Regions from separate parts of the Mus musculus genome. Here region 1 is linked to region 2. The links are chromatin loops, found by intact Hi-C in ENCODE. Cell type or tissue: heart. All regions are shown on one strand.

Evidence for each region. Hi-C counts contacts between places; a loop is a spot of excess contacts. Peaks named below come from ENCODE experiments on the same cell type or tissue, not always from the same donor. Only the 100,000 strongest peaks of a DNase experiment are listed, where the experiment ranks them.
Region 1: it touches region 2 in a loop (4-fold over the local background); 4 of 42 quality-filtered maps call a loop at or near these places.

Annotation. Positions count from the first base shown.
Region 1 is chr5:86,187,452-86,195,451 of GRCm38, forward strand. All of the region lies in intron 1 of Gnrhr (gonadotropin releasing hormone receptor), which reads right to left. Among named protein-coding and RNA genes, the nearest start is that of Gnrhr, 6.4 kb to the right of the region's middle. In heart, CTCF peaks have their summits at 3,539 (motif pointing left) and 4,069 (motif pointing right); a DNase peak (open chromatin) is centred at 3,090.
Region 2 is chr5:86,060,748-86,068,747 of GRCm38, forward strand. Cenpc1 (centromere protein C1) reads right to left here and starts at 4,836. Exons shown (of 19, transcript NM_007683.4): 1 at 4,581-4,836; 2 at 1,257-1,300. The coding sequence starts at 4,598. In heart, no CTCF peak of the experiment used is centred here; DNase peaks (open chromatin) are centred at 4,904 and 5,974; H3K4me3 peaks cover 3,394 bases; H3K27ac peaks cover 2,172 bases.

The DNA of each region.
Region 1 (8,000 bases), 130 kb after region 2:
ACTATCCACCTGGCTTCCAGCCCTCCCGCCTCAAACTGGTGGGGTTTCCTTGGTCTCTGTTGCTGTGAATCTTCCAGTTTCTGGCTTTCCCAGGCTTCTGTCTGCAGATCAAGGTCGTGGGATTGTCTAACCTCTGATCGGGTAAGCCTGTGGGAGGTACAGAGGTCCTTCTGCTCCACAGATAAGCACCAAGGGGAGCCAGGAATGTTAAACACATGGGGCTGTCCAAGTGGATAAACGTAGATAGCCTATTTCCACCCAGAAGGCGTGGAGTAGGTGTGGTTAATAGCCTGGCGCCTTTGTACTTTCTGTGTGGTTGGGACCAGAGTAAATCCTCCCTGAGACCCTTATCCTCAGCTTGCCAATTTATTAGAATGCATCCTTATGGAAGATGTCACATGTCAATCCGTAGAACCCATCTCTATGAAAAAGCTCACATATACATTCTGAGGACTTTCGATGGGATCATTCTGTACATGGGATCGAGTCAACATGAAAGGTGTAGCCCAGATTAAAGGTGTGTTCCTTAAACTTGGAGATTCAATCTTCTGGAATCCATAGCCACTATGGCTCAAGATCTCCAAACCAAGATCCAGATAAGGATCTCCAAGCCTCCAGATAAGGGTCACTGGTGAGCCTTCCAATTCTGGATTGTAGTTCATTCCAAATATAGTCAAGTTGACAACCAGAAATAGCCACTACAATCCACCCCTTGTCAACTTGACACAAATAATATCTCATGTTCACATGAAACAATAACAAGGTTGTGAATACGCCTAACATGATATAACTATCCCTCGTACAATCTCAAACGCATTTGTAAATTTACAATGGGGCCTTCATATTACTTTATAATCCTCGTTTCTGCAACTGGTTACGTGGCCTTAATTGGTATTTATAACTACCTTCCTCTACTACCCATTCTGTATTTCCTTCACCTTCAGCCAGCACCTCAGCAGGTCTTGGCTCTTTTCCTGGAGGATTGACCCATACCTTCATTCCTGATGGGTCTTCGTCCTTTGTCATCCTGCTTGGATTAGGCTGTTGTAGTTTCCCATTGACTTTAATCACAGGACATGGTAGTACTAAGAGACACCCTAAGGGATCTCCTACACTCCAGACATAATCTTGCTTACCACCATTGTGAAGAGGTAATCCAATTTCCCCATGGTAAATCACCAGAAACATTTTCGCCAAGTTCTGCTCTGTTTTTTTACTCTTCCAGTCGGGGATCAGACTCGTGAAGTTTGAATCAGCTAATGAGTTATACAGAACAGAGAGAGCTACTTTCTTCTCTCTGGTAGATCATTACTCTTCTGGCTGCGGTGGTCAAAAAGAGCCCCACATAAGCCGGTCTAAGAATCCTCTCTTAGAGTTCTAGATACATTTTATTGATTCTATTCCTCTGGACAATTCTAAGACAGCATTTATTCATCATCAATCCTATACCCAGAGATTTACTTTCAACATACGTCCATAAAACCATTACGTGGAAAGAATTGTGCAGGAGATCCTTCGCTGATGGCGCGTTATTGGGAACCAAGAAGTGTCAGAATAATCGACATGACCTTTTACAGAACAGTGGCTGAGTGAATGATGGGAGACTATACAGCAGTAAGAGTAGGTAAGAGCCTATTTGTGACTGTGTCTGTGTATTTATATGTTTATATTTATTTCAGTTCTGCACTAGAGGGCGGGTTGAAGCTTGGTTTCCAAATTCCTTCTTTTACCAAAAGAATCTAGTGCTTGCTGGAGTGGATGGACCAAAGCCTGAGGCAGACAAAATACAGTATGTTCTTCAGATGGCCTTGCAAGTGTCCAGAACTGTCTAGAGAAGACTTGGGTGTGAAGGAGAGACTAAAATCCAGCTGGAGAAATCCGAGACAGTTTAATAATCAAACAACAAGAAAGAAACTAATCAAAAGTAATGATAAAAAACAGGACTTGGTGGCACAGTCCTCCAATTCCAGCAAGCAGACCTCAGGATTCATATGTTCCAAGCCAGCCACAGCCACACAGCAAGACTCTGTTTAAAAACCAACAAACAAAAAGTAGTGATAAACTATCAAACAAAGCAAGAATCCATGAACCCACGTGGATGTAAATTATACAAAACAAAAATGGGCATAACTAAAAGCTTTTCTTTAATATAGGATGCTTATAAAGTAAAGGGAATAAATACAGTGGAGTTGTTTGCCAATCACTGTAATACCGGCTTCAGCAAAAATCATCAATAATTGGCAAAAAATAATCAGTGAAATTTTGAGAATAGGACATTGAGAAAATATCAAAGTATCACCTCCTAGACACTTACTCATCATAAAGAGTAAGACAACTTTATAATGGAGAAATAACCATGTAATTACCATCAGAGGACAAGTTGACATCATTTGTCTCCTTAGACAATGCATTGAGATGAAACCAACATTACATCTTCAGTGTGCTTACTTAAGCTATAGTATAGATAAACCTAAAGTGGGGAGCAATTTGCAAATGGCCCATTGTCTTCAAAAGTATCACTCTTATAAAACATGGAAGGAGACAGGAACAGTTCCAGGGAAAGGGACTTCGGTAATGGCATAGAAACCACCGTTTAGCCTTGTGTTTCCTTTTGTTAAAAAGATCAGAAATTGGGGAAGGTCTGGGAGGATTGGGGGAGGGGGAAACACGATCAAAATACATTATTTAAAAGTTATTTAAGTACAATTTTTTTTTTCAAGAGCAGGAAACCAATTAGGACGACAGATGAAATTTGAATTGGGCATATAGATTAGATGATAGTACCTTCTAGGGGCTAATTCCTCATTTTAATACCCCTGTTGTGGGGGTGTATGAGATCTCGTCGTCAACACTTGGTAAAGAAATACCATATCCCCAACTTTTAAACAACTCGCAACCATTGAAGAGCGGCGACAGCTGTGGTGGTTTGCATGAGAATGGCCCTCACAGGCGCTTCTATTTGCAACCCTACTCCCGGGTAGACTGTTTGCAAGGACGGAGGGATGCGGTCTTGCTGGAGGAAGTGCATTGTTGAGGGTGGACTATGAGGTTTCGAAAGCCCACTGCAGGCCTAGTCCTTCCCCAAATCTTTGCCTGCTGACTACAGACAAACTCTCAGCTCCTGTTCCAGAATGACGCCTACGCGCTTTCCACCGAGAAGATCATAGACCTGCTCTCGAAAACTGCAAGCAAGCCCCAGCCCAGCACTTCCTTTTTAAAGAGTTGCCTTGGTCACAGTGTCTTTTTACAGCAGTAGGACAGAATAGCACAGAAAATGTTAATACTTGGTGACATATAGGTTAAAGGTAGCCAAGAAATCGTCAAGCCCTTGCAACCTTGCTCTGAGTGTGAAATCCTCTTTTAAAATGATGTCTTTATTTTAAATTAAAAAAAAAAAAACCCAGCTTGAATACATTCATGAAAACGTTGTAAGTCATATTCGAAAATGAACTCCAGGGTTGGAGTGTTGGATACTTAACAGTGCTGAAGTTCCCAGCTTACAACTGCCCTAAGCTGTAGCTTCAGGGGATCTAGTGCCCTCTTGTGGCCTCCATGAGCATACCGCACACAAATAAAACCGAGTCCCAAAAAACAAAACAAAACAAAACAAAAATCAAAATTCTAGTAGACATGCATTCTTTTTTTTTTTTTTTTTGACCCATAAAGCACATTTTAAAAAATGTTTGTCATTTTCAAGCATCCTTTGGTAACATTGTGCAGATACAAAGAAGAGAAGAAACACATTAAAAAAATCTATAGCAAGTAAATTTGAACAAATGCTTTTGATATAATCAAATGGTGGCTAATATGCTATATTTTTTCCATTGAATAAGATATTTTAGTTTTCTTTGCAGTTCGTTCTGGATTTCTTTACTCTGGAAGGTTATGGGGTAGAAGTGGAGTGTGCTTTTTACAAAAAGGATTATGAAAAATGCTTTTTCTTTGTGGAATAGAGAAACAATTTGTATCTTATATTTGTACTTACAACATTGACATTTCAATTTCAGATCTTTTGTCAAGCGGACAATAAAGTTTAAATTAATCCACTAGAGGGCAGCAAAGGATCATACCATCATCCCCAAACCAGCAGCCCCAAAGGAGTCAGCTACTTTTATCCTAAGATCCAGGTTGATTTTCCCCTACGTTATAATCGGAGTTGATTGTTATCTCATAGGCCTTTTTGCCTTGGCTTGATTTAAGCCGCAGTTTTAAAGCAGATCAATATATATTTTTCTCTCTTATTCTTGTTTCTGTCAGTCTCTGTTTTACCACAATCAAGAACCCAAGGTTTCCCTTCCTCACAAGCAACTGAAGATACTTACTTCTTCTTGAATATGATATTTTGTCCACGTCTGGGAATGTAATAAGTGGATAATATGGATTTAATGTAATAATCATAATACATACAGACTAATTATTTTTACACTAGAAGTTCAGGAAGGTATATGGAGATTCAAATATTACCTGTAAATTTCATTTCTTTTAGCCTTGGTTTGATCTCCTCCACCCCCGCACTGTGTTCATTCCGGTGATTAACACAGAGACCCACTTCTCTCTCAGCGGTTCCTTTGTCCTTGGATCCTGTCTTCAGTTTCTGTTTATTTTTTTTTTCCCTTCTCCATGACTCACAGTCTTATCAGTGTTTGTTTCATTTTGCTATAATCCAGAACATTCTGTTTCTTGTTTTTGGAGGCAATTGAAGAGATGAATTTGTTCTTAGAATATGATCTTCTATCTGCAGTTTACCAAACCAACTACAGCTCACAGCTTAAATTTCCCTAAATGTGGGTTTAGTTTTTTAGTTTTTTTAGTGTTTTTTTTTTTTTTTAAACTTCAGTTTCTTCAGCTATATAGTAGAATTCATAATAGACTCTTTCTGGTGGCATTGTCATGACGATGGAGTTGTTTCCTGCAAAGCCCCTGGACTAGTGCTTATGAAGCTAACGCTAGCTGGAGCCCAATCATAGTTATTATGAACATTTGAGGCACACTTTTCTTTGTACCCATAAGTACATAGTCATACATCCATAAATACAAACTGTATACTTTTTCCCCTTATATACATTTGTAACTTTAAGTTTTCCTTCCTGTGGGCTAGACTTTGCCTACTGTGCTGGAGTGTAGTAATTAAATGCTCTGACTACAAGTGCTGTGGGCACCATTCACAGATCCCTGGCCCTTAGGATATCAAGTCTGGTGCCAGGCCTCACTGTGTGCTTATTGTCTACAGAGTGGACATTTAATGGGACAATAACCTGTGCAGAGCCCTGAGCTACATGGAATTCTATTTTTGGTTTGGCTTTGGATAGAGGTATTATCAATGGCGACCTTTAACCTCTTAAATTTCCGTCTCTCATGTGCTGAGACTACAGGTATGCCACCATGTCATGTTTGGGTTTCTTTAAGCAGAGAAATTAGAGTACAGGGAAGTGCCTGGGACAAACTGCAGGTACTAACAAAGAGGACGGTGTACGTGTGTCGAGGCTTGCAGAGGGTTTTCACAGCCAAACCCTAGATCTCTGGTTCTGAGTGCTAAGTCTTAACCAGAGTACGGACTATTTTAATCCTGACGCTTAATTAGCAATTTGTGGTTTGAAAGGTCAGTAAAGTTTTGATGTTATCCTGCGGGGGGTGGGGGTGGGGTGGGAAGAAGGACCAAGAAGTCTGTTGTGGGAGTTTGTCTCCTGGAAATGATAGGTTCACTACACCCATGATACCTTAACGACAGAGATGCATAAAAAAGGCCTGAAAATGATATCAATAGACACATTAATTTGGAAGGGGGAGAGCTCATAGCTCCCACTCTTAAACAAAGAACCACAGACAATTAACAACAGAGAGAAGGAGAATTAGTCTTTCTAAGGGGTGAGTCTCCTGTTTGTATCTAGTACCAAGTACAGGCTCATCCCTGAAATTGCACACACACAGACACACACACAGACACACACACACACACACACACACACACAGACACACACACACACAGACAGACACACACACAGCACTAAATGTATGTCTTCTTTATATATTTATTTCTATATCATATGGGTAAAGATTTCCATGCACATGCCAAAAGAATGTAATTTTTATGCTTATTTTTTAACTATGTCCAATAGTAATTGGATTCCTAGATGTGGATAGGTAAATAGCCATCTGAACAAATGGAGTAGTGTAATTTATACCTTGCCTATAGAATTAATTGTATTATATTAAAATTTCTACTCATCAGAATACCCTGGGCATCTCATCTAGTACTCATGGGCTCAATTTCTTCATGTGAAAACTAAGAACAATATACATAATTTATATCGTTGTTGGGAACATTCACGAAGTATTCCATATAAAGGCATTTAGCATAATTCTTCACATAATTTTGTCTTCAACTATTATTTATGATCTTATTATTGCAACTACTGAGCCTAGCACGCTAATATTGTTCCTTAAACAATGCTTGGTCTATTGCTCATGGGAGGTAAGTATTTATTGAATTTAAGCTGCTTGTCAAGTTTAGAAGTGCATTTTACTTAGTAAATTAGCTCATGTGTCAAGGCAAGTCTCTGCATATCATCTAACCATACTTCCTTACTCCAAAAACTAAGGAGTGTCCCATGTTTCCTGCCTACAGGCTTGTGTCAACTACAGGATTTAAACACTGTTTTGGTAATACTCCGCATGAACAAGGTAAGCCAGGAGCACGAACTCTTCCTGTAAATTCGTTGTGACTCTGCACATTGTGGTCTTAGATGACTCTCATTAAGGAATGTGACTTTTAATGGTGTGCAGCCGCACCCAAATTAGGAAATGTATGGTCATAAGAGCTCTTCCCGATGCTTGTCTGCTTAAGTATCTCATCCCGTCTCCCTCTTCTCCTTTTCCTCCTTTCTTCCCCTTCTAACTTACTTTCAGAAATGATAAGTTTAAGACTTGAGTTATCATATTCTGGCACAAGGAGATTTCAGTATGTAGTGTAGCTTTGTGATCAGGGTCACCTTGAGAAAGTTGACTACTTAGTAAGAGTGCAAGCTAAATTTTTGAAAGATGCAAGTAATTTTTCTATGTAATCATTGTCTTTAACTCTTTCCTAAAGGAAAAAAAAATCTTCATTTTCCAGTTTTTTTTCTTGCTAGCTTTAAAAACCTTGTTATGAAGAAAAAATAAGAGACAGAAATGAATACTAACTTAATCATTAAAATTAAAGAGTTATAGCGTGTTGTTTTACATAAACTATAACATTCTTAACATGGCTTATGCATTTACATATTTGTCTGTTTGGAGCCATCTAGCCATGGTAACCTTGTGTTTTCTCTCCTGTTGCCTCAGCCTCCGAGATGCTGGTATTAAAAGGACATATTATCACACCAGGCTTAAGTAACGTTTTCAAAGTTGCACACTGAAAGAGTATGGCTAGCAGGTACACAGCTCTGAGTCTGATCCCCATCATGACAAAAACCAGATTCGGTGTTACACACAGGAAACAGAGGCAGGGGGATCACAAGTTCAAGTTCATCTTCTGCTACCTAGCTAATCTGAGGCCATCCTGGACTATGCAAGACAACAGGTGAGGGGTTTCAGGTCCTGTTAGCAGAGTCATCCTACACTCATTTAGCCCTGTCATTGCTAGATGACTCAATGTTATTTTTTTGTCTCGTTCATCTCAGAACCTACATATATTTTGTTAAAATATTTTGTCTTAAAAAGTCACTTTAGATTGAAGTTATAATTGTTCTAATTCCCCCATCTAATTTTTATAAATATGGTGCATCAACTATTAAACTATCACATTGTGTCATATAGATACGCACAATTATTATTTGACAGTTAAAACAAACTTTAAATGTTACATTTATTCATTATACTGAACCCTTGAAAGCTAACTGCCTTTCTGCCTTCTAGATTAAAGTTATTTTTTTCATTCATTTATAGACCCAAATATTTTAGTGTTATATCTTTAAAAATTAATTAATTACATTTTATTCACCAGCGCTGAGGATTGGATTTAT
Region 2 (8,000 bases):
CAGTCTGGCGGTTCCTCAGAAAATTGGATAGTGTTACCGGAGGATCCTGCAATACCTCTCCTGGGCATATATCCAGAAGATGTTCCAACTGGTAATAAGGACACATGCTCCACTATGTTCATTGAAGCCTTATTTATAATAGCCAAAACCTGGAAAGAACCCAAATGTCCCTCAAAAGAGGCATGGATACAGAAAATGTGGTACATTTACACAATGAAGTACTACTCAGCTATTAAAAACAATGAACTTATGAAATTTCTAGGCAAATGGATGGACCTGGAGGGTGGTATCATCCTGAGTGAGGTAACCCAATCACAAAAGAACATGATATGTACTCACTGATAAGCGGATATTAACCCAGAAACTTAGGATACCCAAGATATAAGATACAATTTGCAAAACACATGAAACTCAAGAAGAACGAAGACCAAAGTATGGACACTTCGCCCCTTCTTAGAATTGGGAACAAAACACCCATGGAAGGAGTTACAGAGACAAAGTTTGGAGGTGAGACGAAAGGATGGACCATCTAGAGACTGCCGCACCCAGGGATCCATCCCATAATCAGCCTCCAAACGTAGACACCATTGCATACACCAGCAAGATTTTGCTGAAAGGACCCTGATATAGCTGTCTCTCATGAGGCTATGCCAGGGCCTGGCAAACACAGAAGTGGATGCTCACAGTCAGCTATTGGAAGAAACACAGGGCCCCCAATGGAGGAGCTAGAGAAAGTACCCAAGGAGCTAAAGGGGTCTGCAACCCTATAGGTGGAACAACAACATGAACTAACCAGTACCCTCAGAGCTCGTGTCTCTAGCTGCATATGTAGCAGAAGATGGCCTAGTCGGCCATCATTGGGAAAAGAGGCCCCTTGGTCTTGCAAACTTTATATGCCCCAGTACAGGGGAACACCAGGGCCAAGAAGTGGGAGTTGGGTGGGGGGGGAGGGTATGGGGAACTTTCGGGATAGCATTTGAAATGTAAATGAAGAAAATTCCTAATAAAAATTTGGAAAAAAAAATTCAGTGTTCAATGCTTCTTGTTCATGATTCTATGTAAGTATTTTTTCTTACTTCCACTAAGTTATTATACAACTTGTGTTAATATTTCTTTCTTATATAAAATAATTAAAAGACCAAACAATTAGTGGGCATAGAAATTAATCAGTCCAAGGTAACAACTTTTTTATCTTCAAATCCATTTTGTAAAGATGAAAATAAGTCACGTTAAAAGTTCAAGTATAAAAATGGTACCTGGAAGACCGGCAATATCTTCTGTGGTAGTTCTTTAGATGATCCTGAAAGAAAAGTTAACTATCAATTTTTTTAAAATATAATCAAATACAACTCATCTTCAAATAATTCCAGTACAATACATAATTAATAAGAGAACATATTTTCATGCACTCATTGGACAAGTGTCTATCAACTGTCCAGTATAATACTATAAAGCACCCTAGAAGCAGGCAAGATGACTAAGAAGGAGCTTGCCACCCACATTCCAAGCTTTAAGCCCTGGAAACTGAAAAGCTTCTGCAAGGCTAAAGACGCCATCAATAGGACAAAATGGCAGCCTATAGAATGGGAAAAGATCTTCACCAACACTATAGCTGACAAGAGGACTAATATCCAAAATATAAAAAGAACTTGAGAAATTAGACACCAACAAACCAAATCACCCAATTTAAAAATAAGGTACAGAGCTAAACAGAGAATTCTCAATCTCTTAATGGCCAAGAAGTGCTTAAGGAAATGTTCAATGTCGTTAATCATCATGGAAATGCAAATCAAAACGACTCTGAGATTCCATCTTACACCCATCGATGGCTAAAATAAAAAACTCAAGAAATAGCACACGAAGCCGGGTGTGGTGGTGCACGCCTTTAATCCCAGCACTCAGGAGGAAGAGGCAGATGGATTTCTGAGTTCGAGGCCAGCCTGGTCTACAAAGTGAGTTCCAGGACAGCCAGCGCTATACAGAGAAACCCTATCTCAAAAAAAAAAAAAAAAAAAAAAGAAAAAGAAAAAGAAAAAGAAAAAAGAAAAAAAAAGAAAGAAAAGAAAAGAAAAGAAAAAGAAAAGAAAAGAAATGAGAAATAGCATATGCTGGCGAGGATGTGGAAAAAGAAGAATTCCATTGCTGGTGGGCATGCAAAACTATTACAACCACTCTGGAAATCAATGTGTTAGTTTCTCAGAAAACTGAGAATAGTTCTACTCCAAGACCCAGCTATATATGCCACTCCTGGGCATATACCAAATGATGCCCCCATCATACCACAAGGACACTTGCTCAACTACATTCATAGCAGCTTTACTCATAATAGCCAGAAACTGGCAACAACCTCAATGTCCCTCAACTGAAGAATGGATAATGAAAATGTTGTACATCTACACAATGGAATACCACTCAGCTACTAAAAACAAAGACATAATGAAATTTACAGGAAAATGGATGGAACTAGAAAATATCTTAAGTGAGGTAACCTAGACCCAGAAAGACAAGCATGGTATGTACTCATAAATGAATATTAGCCATAAAGTACAAAATAAACATGCTACAATCCACAGACCAAAGAAACTAAGTAATAAAGAGTGCCCAAGGGAAGATGCATGACTCACTCAAAAGGGAAAATAATATAGAGATGGATGGAGGCAGGGAACTGGGTGGGAGAGGGGAGGAGAACAGAAATGGGGATTGGGTGTGGGAAGAGTGGAGGATGCATAGGGTTGGCTGGGAAAGTGAACAGAAACTGGTGGGGGGCATCTCTGGGGCTAGCTAGAGAACTGGGGTGGGGTGGGGCACACAACACTCCCTGGAGTCTATGGGGGTGACCCTAGCTGAAACTCCTAGCAGTAGGGTATATGGAAACTGAAGTGGCCACATCCTATCAGACAGGACCCCTAGTGGAATGATAAGGATACCAACCCATTCACAAAACCTGAAATTAGCCCTGCCTACATACACAAGATGTACAGAGATAAAGATAGAGCGATGGAGCAGAAATTGAGGAAACAGCTTACCAATGACTGGCCCAACTTGAGATCCACCCCATTCAAGAGAGCCAATCTCTGACACTATTATTAATACTCTGCTATGCTTGCCAATAGAACCTACTATAACTGTCTCCTGAGAAGCTTCATCCAGCAACAGATGGAAACAAACTCAGAGATCACAGTCAAATATCAGACAGAGCTCAGGGACTCTTGTCTAAGAGTAGAGGATAGAATGAATCAGGAGGTGCTACACACACTCCGAGAGGCCTGGAAGCACTCACAAGGCAAAGAGTTTCAAGGAATCCCAACCTCCTGGTATCTTGGCATTCTCATAACCCATATACTCATACCCTATCCCCACGTTAGTCTGGTGTATGGATCCATGTGTTCTCTTTTAGTATTATTTTATTATAAGTGCCTTTAAAGATTGAATTCTGACATAACTAAGCCTTCGCCAGTGTTCCGACATCCCAAAAAATCCTTGAAGCCGACAAACTTGGAATTCAGTAAGAAGGTTATCTATTCAGTAACATTCAAATTTACTTCTAATTCACACTGGCCTAGGGAATAGGTGGGTTTACCATGAAAGAGTTAGGGAATCCCCGAGACAGGTTTCTTCACTAGGTCCAAAAGAAACAACATAATCAGGCATTTACTAAGAACCCCTAGTGGTGGGCTTAACAATAAATAGACTAGCATTACACCAGGCTCCCTTCTTAGTGGCAGTGGCCTGGTCCCTGCCTTCTTTTGATGTATACATTCCTTATGTTTTGTGTCACTGTAACTCGGTGGATGTATCTCGCCTTGGTTCTTGTTATTCTTCTGTATAAAAAGTTCGATGCTCGACTAAACTGTCTTTTCATACATGTTAAGCATGCATAAACACACACACAACTACATGATAGAAACCATCAACGAAGGTTTTCTTTCAAAGATAAATTGAACTGCTGAGTTAGGGAGGAAATAGGGCATAGTAATCATACAAAACTTGGAATGAATATCAAGTGTGTCAAGAGACATAAAGTGGCAAGTCGTGGCCCACATCAAACATTCAAAGCTGGCACCTTTTAAAATATGATTGCCTTGTATAAAGCTTTATCATTAACAGGTGTCCCATAAATATTAGACTCTTCACATAAAATAGTATTTCGAAATTAATACTCGAGGTTTTCCAGACCATCAAGACTGGCTTGTACAATAGTCATGAGTATTTGGAAGACTGAAAAACGGGAAAAGGCTGAAATGTAGAAATGAAGGAATCTCTTCCGGGGGGGGGGGGGGGGAGCAGGCACGGATGGATGAGCTTACGACGTGAACCAGTAACAGTCCAGTTACTTCCACTACCAGTACACCAGCACACCTGATTTGTTACCTGTGCAGCTTTTAAGCCACCCCAGACAAGCCCCACCCCACCCAGACAGGCGGGACTAGGCACCCGCTACCCGATCCCTCCGCACCCCTCACAAGCCTCCGCACCCCTCACAAGCCTCACCCCACCCCACCCCGACAAGCCGGATATGCACCCGGTCCAGCACAGGGCGAGCGACGCATCGCGCAGGCCCGATCCAGACCCGCACTTACCAGATGGAACGAGGCCATGGTTCCGGCCCACTAGGTCAAACGGAGGCCTGAGAGGGAAACCCAAGCCGGCCAGGGTTCCAGGAGGGTTAGAGTAAGATTGCGGACGGAGGCGTCCCCAGAGCTGCGCGACCCGCACTTAACACTCAGCCGTAAATAAACAGCAGCCACCAAGAAAAATAAATGAATAAAAGTCAAACGAGCCACGCCTGCGCACAAGCCTAGCTTAGCCGGCCGTTAATTGGCGTTTTTTAAAGACTCCGGCTCTTGTTCCCGCCCATTCGCCTGTTACTCACCTATCAACCCGCCTTTCTCAGTTCGCCCCGCCCTCCTGCCCAGCGCGCCTTGCTCTTCCGCCCGCGTCTCAACCTCCCACTCATCGCCCCGCCTCTCACCCGTCGCCACGCCTTTCACCAGTCGCCACGCCTCTCACCCTTCGCCACTCCCCTCGCCGGTCGCCACGCCTCTCACCCTTCGCCACTCCCCTCGCCGGTCGACTTGTCCGGGCTTTGTGTGGACTCTCCTGTTCTACTTTCTTCAGACAGTTTGTTGCGTCTATGACTGCTCGTATTTAGAAAGCAGGTGTTGAGCACCACCTGTGCTCCTTGAGATAAATGTATAATACATCCCAGCAGTTCTACTACGGATTAATAGGTAATACTTAAAAAGGATTACAGGTAGAAATTGCTGGCGTTTTGAGCAGAGTACACTACGCAGATTCGTCAGCTGCAACCCGCCCATCTATACAGTATCTCTGAAAATAGTAATGCTATTCTTTTTTCAAGTATTTAAAAATTATTTATGAAGCAAAGGCATAAATTATATATGCATATCAGTAGAACGAACATAATGTTTTTAAGAGAAAGTGACTGCTTCTGTCTTATGCGAAAATTAAGGTAATGACCCCAATTGGAAAACAAGGAAAATACACCGATGTGTATTTTGTCCTGTCCACGTGACTCTAGGTCGCAGCCTGTAGCTGCTCTATTTCCTTAGGAGACAGAATGCCATAAATACATACATACATACATACATACATACATACAGAAGGAAGGAAAGAAAAGAGAGAGAGTCTGCAGGGATGGAGCGATGGCTCAGTGGTCAAGAGCGCTTGCTGCACTTTTAAAGGAGCAAAGTTCGATTCCCAGCACCCACAAAGCAACTCAACCGTTTGTAGCTCCAGTTCCAGGGGATCTGACACCTATTCCGGCCTCAGCTAGCAAAAAGCACGCACGTGATGTCCTCGCAGGCAAGCAGACAAAACAATCATACCTATAAAGTGAATAAATCTCTTTTTAGTGTAGATTATTTTAGAATGATGGGGCTCCATATGAGCTGAATGTGCTCATGATTGCAGCGACGCTTGCCCGGCTCGCCAGTCAGATCCGCCAGAGGGCAGCAGAGGTGCTGCAAACTTACTTATTTATCATATTCTCCAATGGGAAGCTACAGAGTCCAGGCAAACTGTACAACAGCTACGACTCGATAAATCTCCAAGAGGAGTCAGCCGACCCTGGCGGCTGAAACGGAGACTTTCTCCTGCGTTGAAAATCATTTTGAGACGGTTGTCCTCGGTTGCAACACGACACTTTGTGGGAATTTTGAACAAGACCTGTGACCAAAATGAAAGGGCAAGATGCTTGAGTTGCTCAACATGCAGACGCTGTTTGCTGAAAAAGCAGTTGAGAGTGAATCGACTCTAGAGAATCACATCAAAACGTTCAGAGTAAACATGGGGGTTTTTGCTTTGGTGCCTTTGGAACCAACAAGCATCAGGAAGCTGTTGCTGTCCAGGAGAATAAACAAAGTTGGCAATGAGGGTTTGAGTCTCTCAGCTGCTCAAGACACAGAGAGACCAGCCCTAATACACAGGGTGTGACCTCTCAGGTAGGTGATGGCATCCAGGATGACTTGCAAGTTGATCGCCTTCCACCTTCCTTCGAATTGTGCTGATGCTGCCCAACCTGGAATAGTTGAAAATATTCTGCCCCGCTCCCCACAGAGGATGAAGCTCGAGAAAGTCCAAGTGGAACTTCCAGAAAGGTATCATCAGAAGAAATACTGAGGATGATCAAACAGGACAGCCAGTGGGGCTTTTTGTCGTCAAAATGCTAACATCCCACAGGGAATGAGGAGAGGAGAGCAGAGCCCACCAGGCCGAACGCATCTGATTTCTAAGACCCTCATCAAGTTCACAGCCCAGAAAGGCATAAAGGGGAAAGTGTGCTGGGACCTGAAACTCTCACTCCACCCCTCAACCCCACCCCTGCACATCATGAAAACCAGCCTGGTGGAGCACTTTACCTGCCTAGCTTATAGCAACGGCCACACACAGAGCATAATCTCTGATTCTGTGAAGGCAACAATAACTGCGTGTGTGGTTACCCTTGCCTTGCGCATAAATGACTTCCAGATTTCCCTGATAGTGTTACAGGCAAAATGGCACACTATGTCCTAAATTTGGATCATCTGCAGATACTTGTTCATTCAAAATGACCCTAGAGGGTTTTCGGAGGGGAAACGAGGAAAGGGGTTATAACATTTGAAATGTAAATAAAGAAAATATCCAATAAATTTAAAAAAAAAATGACCCTAGGAAACCATAAATGATAAAATGCCAAACTTTATCTCACAGGTAGTACATAAAAATAAAAGCGTGTTAAAGAGAGAAAACACAAAGAAAAAAATGCCAGCAACCTTATGGGGCAGAAATTGTAGCTGGATTAGGGGAAATTTTATTATATTGAAAAATACGTTGAGAAGAGCAAAATGTAATCTCATTATGGGACACTTCTGGTGTTACAATAAAATTTCAATAATTCTATAGCCAATGAAGGAATTATTAAAAAGACTGTAATCAGTCATTCCTATTAAAGCCCATGCGCCATCCAGCATTTAACAGCTTAGACAATCTTGGAAGGAATGGTAAAACAGTGGCTCTGGGGCAGGTTTAGAGGACCAGGGTCAAAAAAAATCAACAACAACAACAACAAAAACAGTGCAATTAAAGCTACACTAAAACACTAAAGCAGTTCTGAGGCAAATCGAAAAATTAGGAACCTGATAATAATGTTGGCCTCTAAAGAACATAAAGGAAATGCAATCAGGAAGTCACCGGAGTTACAAAACTGCCACCTCACGGAAGGCTCCGTGAATGCTAGGCCACACCAAGGCTGACCACCTCATACCTAACACTAACTGATGCCCCCTGGCTAAGTTGTCAGCATCCATGAAGCTAGTGACCAGACACTGTACCCTCCCACCCTGTTACCATGGAAAAGTCAGACACCTATGACTCATCCCTGCCCTTTCTTTGGGAGGAAAAAAAGCAAAGGCAGCAGTAAGAAATGATTGTGCTTCTCTTCTGCCTGCTTCTACAGATAAGAGCCTCACTCTGGGAACAGGGGAAATGGCTGTGAAACA